Linked DNA regions of Homo sapiens: region 2 is linked to region 1. A link is an interaction called in ENCODE POLR2A ChIA-PET data of the cell type or tissue named here. Cell type or tissue: endothelial cell of umbilical vein. All regions are shown on one strand. Links, peaks and the distances in the headings refer to the core of each region. The heading gives the core; the rest is flanking DNA.

Region 1 (5,214 bases), core at 215-5,214:
TCGATATCTTGGAAGTGACCAAATTACAGCTGAATTTCGTTGAAGAAATTAAAATCATCACTCTTATCCTAAGAGTGATTATCCTAAGTATTCCGGTGACTGACTCACCTGGGACACTTTAAGATGCAGTTAATATCATCAATGCAAATAGACCTCAAGGGTCTAACAAATTATTTCTGGCAGAGCCCTTTTTTGAAATGTTTCTAGTCTTTGCCCCAAGACTGCTCACTGCCTAATTGCATTTCTTTCCAATGGGTCTAACAGAAAATCCCATTGGAAATTTATCTTCAGGTGAAAATGCCGCCTTCCTGCTTTTAAGCGAACTGCCTGTGATATCATGAGCTCAGGCTGCAGAGGCTCAGCCAAACAAAGAGAGGAAAGCTGGTTACTTCTGATTGGGAGGACGTATTAATTCCCCACACTTTCCCTGTTCCAAACTCATGACTCCATGGATTGAGTCCTTTTAAGAAAAGAAAATAGAGCCTGTCATTTCCTATTGTTTCAAAGACAAAATCCAGCCTGGGAAAGATTAAGGGAAGAGGACGGGACTCGTGTTCAGATGACTAAGCACCAACCTGACCTGGAAAAGGCTCGATTAGTTTTTGAGGAAGGGAGGGTGCTCCAATTAGAGGCATGTGTAAAATAATGACATTACCTCACTAAAAGAGAAAAAGGAAAACATTCCCAACTCACTAACAATGAACTAGCAAGAAAATGTGTTGCTAATCTGTGAAGAATTTGCAAACCCAGTGAGTTGCCACCCAGCTCTGAGCTCCCAAACTTCCTTCCTTAGAACTTGACCTCTGATTGTAAAACCCTGGGCCCTGGGAGAGAGGGGCCTGTGCTGGTCAGCAAGGGGGAATCACATGGACCAGCCAAGCCCAGCTCTGCTCCGCCCGGGGTTTCTGGTAAATGAGCCTCTGTCACTCAGTTCGTACACATGGATACTTCTTATTGAAGATGTCTTGGGAAAAAGTCAAGCTGCTCTGAAAAAATAATAAAAATGCACTGTATCATGTTTTTAAAAGAGCTAGATCTCTATGTACCGACATGGAAAATCCTTAAAGTCATTATTAAATAATACATAGATTATGATAACGTGTTTTTAAAAAGACTCAAAACTGGGCCGGGTGCCGTGGCTCATGCCTGTAATCCCAACACTTTGGGAGGCCGAGGTGGATGGATCACAAGGTCAGGAGTTCAAGACCAGCCTGGCCAATATAGTGAAACCCCATCTCTACTAAAAATGCAAAAATTAGCTGGGCATGGTGGCACACGCCTGTGGTCCCAGCTACTCAGGAGGCTGAGGCAGGAGAATTGCTTGAACCCAGGAGGCAGAGGTTTCAGTGAGACAAGATCGTGCCACTGTACCCCAGCCTAGGCAACAGAGTGACACTCTGTCTTAAAAGAAAAAAAAGAAACTAAAATGTTGGTGGTTTGGACAAATCCTGCCCCTGCACCCCACCTGCATGTCCCCTCCATGACTTCCTGTTGTGTACCAGGGTCCCTGAGGTGGGCTGAAAGAGGGCCGGGAGCTGGCTGTTCAGAGTCCCCCAGAAGCAAAAGCAGTGGGCCTCTGGCCCTGTGGGCAGGGCTGGCTGAAGCAGAGCCAGGAGGGAGGGCTGAGGAAGGCTGTCGTGCACCTGCCTGGCCAGCCGTGGGCAGTAGAAAAGAGGCTGGGATGGGGCCAGGTGAGCCCAGCTCAGGTCGGGGGCCTGGCAGGCCCTGGACATGTCTGCTCACAGCTGCTCAGAAGTGGCTCCTCGGGTTGGCCCTTGCTGCCCTCTGAGCTCTTGTCTCTGCATTCTCCATCCACCCCCACCCCAGCTTCTTGCCGGCCCTGTGCACAGACACCTAAGGCCCGCCTCTTAGGGTCAGCTTGCCCTCAAAAAGAGAAGAAAGCATAGGTTTCCAGGACTGGCTGATGAAGGGAGGGTTTGGGATTTCTGGAGACTTGAAGTTGAGCTTGAATTCCTCCCCTCTGACTTTCCCAGGCCAAGGCGTCCAGCACCCAGGGACCAAGCCCTGGTCCTCAGCAGAGACCGTCTGCAGCCCCTGCCCTGGTCTCGCTAACACTGGTTTAATATATCTACAACGAGAGATTCCCAAACCCCACCCAAGAGTCCCTGAGGGCAGACCTTGGGGCTCCAGGCCCAGGAATCTGCATTCTCCGCCCCCCAAACTCCCCCCAGGGGTCCTGATAGGCAGACAGCTGAGAGCTGGGCTTGCCTCCACCTGGGTCCCTGAAACCCAGCACCCCGCCCTGTTGCTTGTCTCTTGCAGCCCAACTCCTGCAGCTGGGCCTTCTGCTCATCCTGTACAGAAACCCTCTGTTTGCTCCTGCAGACCTGCTCTCCATGGCCCCCAGCCTGCTCCACTGTCCTGTACCTCCAGACCCCCATCAGCATCTCCCCGCCTGTCTGCTGGGTTCAGCCAATGGGGAGCCTGGCAGGAGAAAGTCATGCCATCAGCTTTGAAGATACTTTCCTTTCCTGACTTCTTATCCTGGGGTTCCTGAACTCTGTTTTTTGTTTTGTTTTAGATGGAGTCTCACTCTGTCGCCAGGCTGGAGTGCCGTGGCACAATCTCGGCTCACTGCAACCTTCGCCTCCCGGATTCAAGCGGTTCTCCTGCCTCAGCCTCCCGAGTAGCTGGGACTACAGGCATGCACCACCACGCCCAGCTATGTTTTGTATTTTTAGTAGAGACGGGGTTTCACCATGTTGGCCAGGAAGATCTCCATCTCTTGACCTCGTGATCCACCTGCCTCGGCCTCCCAAAGTGTTGGGATCATAGGCGCGAGCCACCATGCCTGGCCGAGGTTCCTGAACTCTTAAGGGGACCACTGATCTTTTCTAGAGCTCCATGAGCCCTCTGAAGTTTTAAGCAAAAGTTTGTATATTTGAGAATGTGAATCTTTCTGGCTTTTTCATGGGATTGCAACGAGGATCCAAAGAGATAATACAAATGATGTCAGCTTTGACAACCACTAACTGCCCAAAAATATAAGGTATTATCATAATCACAGCAAGATCAAAAGAGGTTAATGCGCGTCTCTCTGTGTCAAGTGTTCATGAAACTTCTGTTGAAGTTGGCCACCAGATTGGGCCAGCATGCACATGGGCAGCAGACAACAGCTTTACAGGTTGTTAGAATGAGAGGCTGAACCCTAGCCTCTGGAAGGTGACACCGCAGAGGCCATCCACAGAAGTGTGGGTCTTCCTAGAAAATGATGCAGGCAGGTCCGGGTGTAGTGCCTCGCGCCTGTAATCCCAGCATTTTGGGAGGCGGAGGCGGGCAGATCACTTGAGGTCAGGAGTTCAAGACCTGCCTGGCCAGCTGGTGAAACCCCATCTCTACTAAAAATACAAAAATTAGCTGGGCATGGTGGTGCAGGCCTGTAATCCCAGCTACTCAGGCAACTGAGGCAGGAGAATTGCTTGAGCCCAGAAGGTGGAGGCTGCAGTGAGCCAAGATGGAGCTACTACACTCCAGCCTGGGTGACAGAGGGAGACTCCATCTCAAAGTAAAAAAAAAAAAGAAAAGAAAAGAAAGAAAATGATGCAGGCAGGATTAATAACCAGAATATATAAGGCGATCAAACAACTCTATAGGAAAAAAATCTAATAGTCCAATCAAAAAATGGGCAAAAGATTTGAATAGGCATTTCTCAAAAGAAGACACACAAAGAGCAAACAGGCCTATGAAAAGGTGCTCAACATCTGTGATCATCAGAGTAATGCAAATCAAAACCACAGTAAGATAGAATCTCACCTCAGTTAAAATGGCTTTTATTCAAAAGACAGGCAATAACAAATGCTGGAGAGGATATGGAGAAAAGGGAACCCTTGTACTCTGTTGGCAGGAATGTAAATTAGTACAACTGCTGTGGAGAACAGTTTGGAAGTTCCTCAAAAAACTAAAAGTTAAGCTACCATATGATCCAGTTATCTCATTGCTGGGTATATACCCAAAAGAAAGGAAATCAGTAAATCAAAGAGATAGGTGTACTCCTCTGTTTGTTGCAGCACTGTTCACAATAGCTAAGATTTGGAAGCAACCTAAGTGTCCATCAACAGTTGAATGGATAAAGAAAACGTGATACATACACACAATGGAGTACTATTCAGCCGTAAAAAAAAGAATGAGATCCAGTCATTTGCAACAACATGGATGGAACTGGAGATCATTATGTTCCATGAAATAAGCCAGGCACAGAAAGACAAACAGAGCATACTCTCATTTATTTGTGGGATCTAAAAATCATAACAAGTGAATTCATGAACATAAAGAGTAGAATGATGGTTCAGAGGCTGGGAAGGGTAGTGCAGGGGAGTGGGGAAGGGGGTGATGGTTAATGGGTACAAAAAAAATAGGAAGAATGAGTAAGATCTACTATTTGATAGCATGACAGGGTTACCGTAGTCAGTAATAACTTAACTGTGTATTTTAAAATAATTTAAAGAGTGTGATTGGATTGTTTATAACCCAAAGGAGAAATGCTTGAGGAGATGGAAATTCTCCATGATGTGCGTATTTCATATTGTAGGCCTGTATTAAAATATCTCGAGTACCCCATAAATATATACACCTCCCACGTATCCACGAAAATTAAAAATTAGGCTGGGCGTGGTGGCTCACATCTGTAATCCCAGTGCTTTGGGAGGCCAAGGCGGGCGGATCACTTGAGGTCAGGAGTTCGAGACCAGCCTGGCCAATATGGCGACACTCCGTCTCTACTAAAAAATACAAAAATTAGCCAGGCATGGTGGCACAAGCCTGTAATCCCAGCTACTTTGGGGACTGAGGTGGGAGGATCCCTTGAGCCCAGGAGGCAGAGGTTGCAGTGAGCTGAAATTGCACCACTGTACTCCAGCCTGGGTGACACAGCAAGACCCTGTCAAAAAAAAAAGAAAAAAAGTGGGAGCTAAGCTCTGAGGATGCATAAGCATGGGTGATATAATGGACTTTGGGGACTTGCGGGGAAAGGCTGGGAGGCGGGTAAGGGATAAAAGGCTACATATTGAGTAGAGTGTACACTGCTTGGGTGACAGGTTCACTAAAATCTCAGAAATCAACACTGAAGAACTTATCCTTGTAACAAAAAACCACCTGTACCCCAAAAACTGTTGAAATAAAAAAAGAAGAAAGAGAAAAACAAATAAATAAAAGCTGAACCCAGGAGGCGGAGGTTGCAGTGAGCCGAGACTGCAC
Region 2 (5,491 bases), core at 236-5,235, 84 kb before region 1:
GGCACCAAATAAGTGCCCTCAAGCCTTAATTTCCACCTTGAAGTTAAGGTAGGTATCATGCTTACCTTGATCATCCTACACATCCTCAAAGTGGGCAGAGTTGAAAGGCTGTCTAAGCGGGTGGGATGGGAGGCGGTGCCCTTCCACCCTCCTGTCTGTTTGTCGAGCTCTGTTGGTCCTTCCGATTGGTTAGCGACCCTGAGTGTTTCTGAGAGCCTTTTGTTGTATGTGAGGGCAGAACCACTAATCTGGCCAATTCCAAGCAGAAAAGATCAAGTATAGATTTCATATCTGAGTTTTAAGTGCTAGTAAAAAGTTGCATTAAGTTATCAAATGCACTGTGATCCTGGCTTCATCGCCAAGTGGCTCTGCAGTTTGAGGATTACGCTGTGTCCCGAAGAAAAGAAAAGAAAATTGTTCCGTTTAGTTGCTTGGGGTAAAGGGGGATTGATCCAGTTACTTTTAAATTAATCTAAGTCAGATGGTGTTCGCTGCATAACTTTCTAAGGTTGGTACTTGGTCAAAGAACAAGGTGTTCATTTTTATAGGATTGAAGGCCTTTGGTTGAAAAGGCATGAAGAAGTTTCTACCAGTCCTGTTTGAAATAAAATAGTAGTGTAATCTAAGGATTGTAATACAAGACCAACGCAGCACATTTAGAGTAACTTTTTAAAATTGGTTGACAGATGTCAACCAATTAACTTTTTAAAATTGGTTGATGATCTCTCTCTCTTTCCGTAGATGTGTGTGTAGCATATCACACAGAGAAATCTATAAGCCCTGGGTTATGTTGGTTGCTGATGAGGATTAATTAGAACCTACTACTCAATTATTCACTTTTGATCTGCTCTTGCTCTAGTAGTCTTCTTCACTGTGTCATTCATTCAAGAGCTGTTCATTGGGCCAGGCGCAGTGGCTCACACCTGTAATCCCAGCACTTTGGGAGGCCGAGGCGGGCAGATCACCTGAGGTCGGAAGTTTGAGACCAGCCTGACCAACATGGAGAAAACCCGTCTTTATTAAAAATACAAAAAATTAGCCAGGTGTGATGGCACATGCCTGTAATCCCAGCTACTCAGGAGGCTGAGGCAAGAGAATCGCTTGAGTCCAGAAGGTAGAGGTTGCAGTGAGCCAAGATGATGCCATTGCAGTCCAGCCTGGGCAAGAAGAGTGAAACTCCCTCTCAAAAAAAAGAACTCTTCATTTTCCTATATGATGACATACTGCTATATGACAAACTCTTGCTAGCTGCTGGAGATACAGCAATAAATAAAGCAAAGTCCTTGCTTACATCCCAAAGGGGAGAAACAGGCAACAGGTTTCTACGTAGCAAGATAAAGCAGAGTTAGGGGTGTGGGGCAGGAGGTGTGCTGTCTTGCAGAGCAACCCGGAAAGGTCTGACTGATGAGGCCACATTGGTACAAGAGGCTGAATGAAGGGAGGAAGGGAGAAAGCAGATGTTTGGAGGAAGACTGCTTCGGGCTGAGAGACAGTCAAAGCAAAGGTCCTGAGGTCAGAGTATGCTTAGCATTTTCAAGAAACAAGAAGGCACCGTGGCTGAAGTCAAGCAGGAGAATGGCAGAAGATGAGGTTGGATGAGGCTGGATGAAGTAGAAGGGGCCCAGTGGCATGGGACTTTGGATTTTTCTTTGGAGTCAGAAACCCATACAATGGTACAATGGATTGACATGTGTAGACAAATGCCGAGACAGCCACGAAAATCTGAAATCCATACATATAAATACACAAGTGGACAACTACATAGGAAAATCCACTTAAAATACATGCAAATATATGGGGGGAAATTATGGGACTTGATGAATCAGAGGGTTGGTGTACAGAAAGGGAAAAGAAGTAAGAAAAAGTGACAAGATGGGAGATAATTGGGTGACTATTAGAAACCAATGTTAACTACAAGAATTCAAAGTCCAGGTGTAGCCCAGAACGAGGTTTCTTCCATTTGGTGCCTCCCCTGTCTTCTGGGGCCTCAGAGTCTGTCCTTGTCCCCTCTGTTGTCCACTTGTGACAGCAGACGGGGAGAGAGAGGTAGTGGAGGGTCACAAGGGGTCTCAAGGGCCAGACCTTCAAGTGGCAAACATCATTTCTGCCCTCTTTCCATTGCCCAGAATTTTCCACTGGCCCACTGTACTACCAGGAGAGATTGGGGTAGGGCAGGCTGAGAAATATACTACTCCTGTGTGCTCGGGAAGAAAATATATTGTCTCTGCCTTGTCTGGACTCTCAGTTTACCTTCTCTCCTCTGTGGTTTGTTTCAGGACTAGGATCTGAGCTCATCACTTAAGAGTTGTCATAGCTATCCTTGGTCATCCCTAACTTGGGAGCCTCCCAAATATCTAAGAAACAGGCTGGTGGCTCTAGTTCTCTTCACAATTAACCTCCAGGTTCACTTTCTTAGTCTCACACCTGGGACTAGAGGAAGGACTTAAACTCATACCTAACTTCACCTTTTGATCTTGATGCCCCTGGGTGTGTAGTGCCAGTCCTGAGCCCTTGGTCATGGGGCCTTTCCTGTACCCTCAGGACCCCTGACTCATGGCTCCCCACCCCCCAACCCCATGCCATTGCCAATTCTCTAAATGCATTCACAAACACAAAAGAAAAGAACATCTTTTTCTGGAAAAAGACTTCAAACATGTAAAAACACCTTTTATTATTTGTTTATTTGTGAATACAAGGGTGTGGTCTTTTATCTAAAGCATTAACCAAGTGGAGGGTGGCAGGTTATAAAAAAAAAAAAAAAAAGCGGGTGGGAGGGAAGGCAAGGACGTAGCAAATTGAATTCCTTTCTTTTCCCAGAAGTAAGATTGTGAAATTGGCCCCTGGTGATTAGGGGACTTTAGCACACCGATGTGGGGCCAGTGACTGATATTCTTATATCCTGCGTTCAGAGTGACTCAGGCAACGTCAACCCTCAGGAAACTCAGATTGCATTGGAAGCCTCTGGCTTCAGAAAAGAAAGAGAGGAAAATGTACAGCTCTTTTGACCTCTTCTAAATACTAGTAACTTTTTAGGTCTTAATTATTAGGAAGGAAGAAGGGAAGGAAGGGAGGGAGGGAGGGAAGGAGGGAGGGAGGGAGGGAGGGAAGGAAGGAGGAAGGGTGGGGAGGGAGGGTTCCCTTTTCCTCCAGGCTCAGCAGTGACATGTCTGGACTGAGGGCAGCCACGGGGCTATGTACTGGTCTCTGAGCTGTCTACCTTACATCAAGGTGCTCAGAGCTGAGAGGGCTGGCCGCGAGTGTAATTTGATTAGAGCTGGATTGTTCAGCATTGTACCAATGGAAGCTCTATGTTAATTAGTGTTCTTTAAGATTTACAGTACATGGCAGGGTACAGTGGCTCATGCCTGCACTTTGGGAGGCCTAGGTGGGTGGATCACCTGAGGTCAGGAGTTGGAGATCAGCCTGACCAACATGGTGAAACCCTGCCTCTACTAAAAATACAAAAAAATTAGCCAGGCTTTGTGGCAAGGACCTGTAATTCCCAGCTACTTGTGAGGCTGAGGCAGAAGAATCTCCTGAACCCAGGAGGCGGAGGTTGCAGTGAGCCAAGATTGCGCCATTGCACTCCAGCCTGGGCAAGAAGAGCGAAACTCCATCTCAAAAAACAAACAAATAAAAAAACCCTTACAGTATAATTGTAATACCTTAGAGATGTGCAGTGGTTTATGGTAAAGAAAAAAAAAGATGCTTATGCCCACTATATCATTTAATCATCACAGCAAAACATGAAGCCACCAATTCCAAGAGGTGGCTATCACAGTCATACACCCTAATTCCTAGTGCTCTCTTTTATTTTTATTTTAGCTATTACAGATAACAATAACCAAAGGATTGAATATTTCACTTCTTTATTATTAGTTTGCATTTCCTTGCACATCCAGTGAACCAACTTCCCAAGAGTTGGATCTGTCTCCAAATTCCGGAAAGGTAACTTTCACCTTTAGTAACAGAGTGCAGCACAGCTGTGACTTCATACCATGGGTGACCATACGACCATCCAGGAATCAAAGGTCTCTTATCCTCCATCCTCTCATTCTTTCTCTTCCCAAAGCACATGTTTCTATGAGACAGGGCCACAGCCAGCAACTCCCACTTCTGACACCAATTGTGTGAAAACACACACACACACACACACACACACACACACACACACAAACTCAAAGTACTTTCTCTATTCTTTCACTCAACAACAATCAACACGGAATATTTTTTGTGACCAAATGTTTGGGGATTCCTCCCCACCAACAAGCAAACAATCAATTCTGCAGCAAATACCAGCTGGATATATACTCCAATTCAATTCTGACACCATCTACCTGGAGACAGCATCATATCCCACAGAATGAGTCTCGGTCCCCAAGACTATTGCCCTTCTTCCCAGCAGTCACAGTCTGGGCCTCCGGAACTTCTGAACAACAAGCTTCAAGTTGAGGTTCCCATGACCCCCTCCTTGGGTTCCATCAATATGGAGTGGCTCACAGAAAAACTTTAGGGAAGTTCACTTATGTTTATCAGTTTATTATAAAGGCTATTACAAAGGATACAGATGAAGAGACACATAGGGAAAGGGATGGAGGAAGCAGTGCGGAGCTTCTGTGCCCACCGTGGGTGCCCTGACTTCCAAAAACCTGTACATGTTCTGCTATCCGGAAGCTCTCCAAACCCAGTTCTTTTGGATTTTTATAGAAGCATCATTACATAGGCACAATTGATTAAATCACTGGCCATTAGTGACCAATATAACCTTCAGTTCCTCTCCTCTCCCTGGAAGTTGGGGTTGGGCTCAAAGTCCCAACTCTTTAATCTTGCCTTGGTCTTTCCAGGGACCAGTCCCCATCCTGAAGCTAGCTAGGGGCTGCCAGCCATCAGTCAACTTATTAGCATACAAAAACACATCACTTTGGAGATTCTAAGGGTTTTAGGAGTTGTATGGAAGGAAACACGTGAAAGATCAAATATATATTTCACAATATCGCACTCCTGTAGAACACTTTGGGACACATACCATGATTCTTTGAAAATCAGTTATTTACATCATTCTGGTATAAATCAATGAAAATGACCAAGGCAAGTTGTAATCATTTTAGGGGGTTTATTTGCCAAAGTTAAGGACACCCACTGGGGAGACAGGTCTATGCCTTTCTCCAAAGATAATTTTGAGGGCTTCAATATTTAAAGGGGAAAGGATGGATATTGGGGGAATATACAATTTTCATAGGAGGGTGAGTAGAGGAAATAGTCATTCATGCTGTCACTTGTCCGGCTAAGGGAATCTGCAATTTTACATAAGATAACGTAAACAATAGTGCAGAGGAAGCAATCAGATATACATTTGCCTCAGGCGAGCAGAAGGATGACTTTGAGTTCTGTCCTGTCCCATTCCACATCTGTGGATAAGCTATCAATTGACATTGCCAGGGTGAAATTCAACAGAAATATTTTCAAGTAAAGATCTTGGGGCCTGCAAGGA

What was found. Peaks named below come from ENCODE experiments on the same cell type or tissue, not always from the same donor. Only the 100,000 strongest peaks of a DNase experiment are listed, where the experiment ranks them.
Region 2: POLR2A ChIA-PET joins it to region 1 with 6 read pairs; 3 of 35 experiments call an interaction of 5 or more read pairs at or near these places.

Annotation. Positions count from the first base shown.
Region 1 is chr21:32,523,788-32,529,001 of GRCh38, forward strand. No RefSeq gene overlaps it. Among named protein-coding and RNA genes, the nearest start is that of TCP10L, 59 kb to the right of the region's middle. In endothelial cell of umbilical vein, for the core only: no CTCF peak of the experiment used is centred there; a DNase peak (open chromatin) is centred at 614; H3K27ac peaks cover 1,968 bases.
Region 2 is chr21:32,439,918-32,445,408 of GRCh38, forward strand. The region is part of intron 1 of EVA1C (eva-1 homolog C); the gene reads left to right. Among named protein-coding and RNA genes, the nearest start is that of EVA1C, 30 kb to the left of the region's middle. In endothelial cell of umbilical vein, for the core only: no CTCF peak of the experiment used is centred there; a DNase peak (open chromatin) is centred at 2,904; H3K27ac peaks cover 1,414 bases.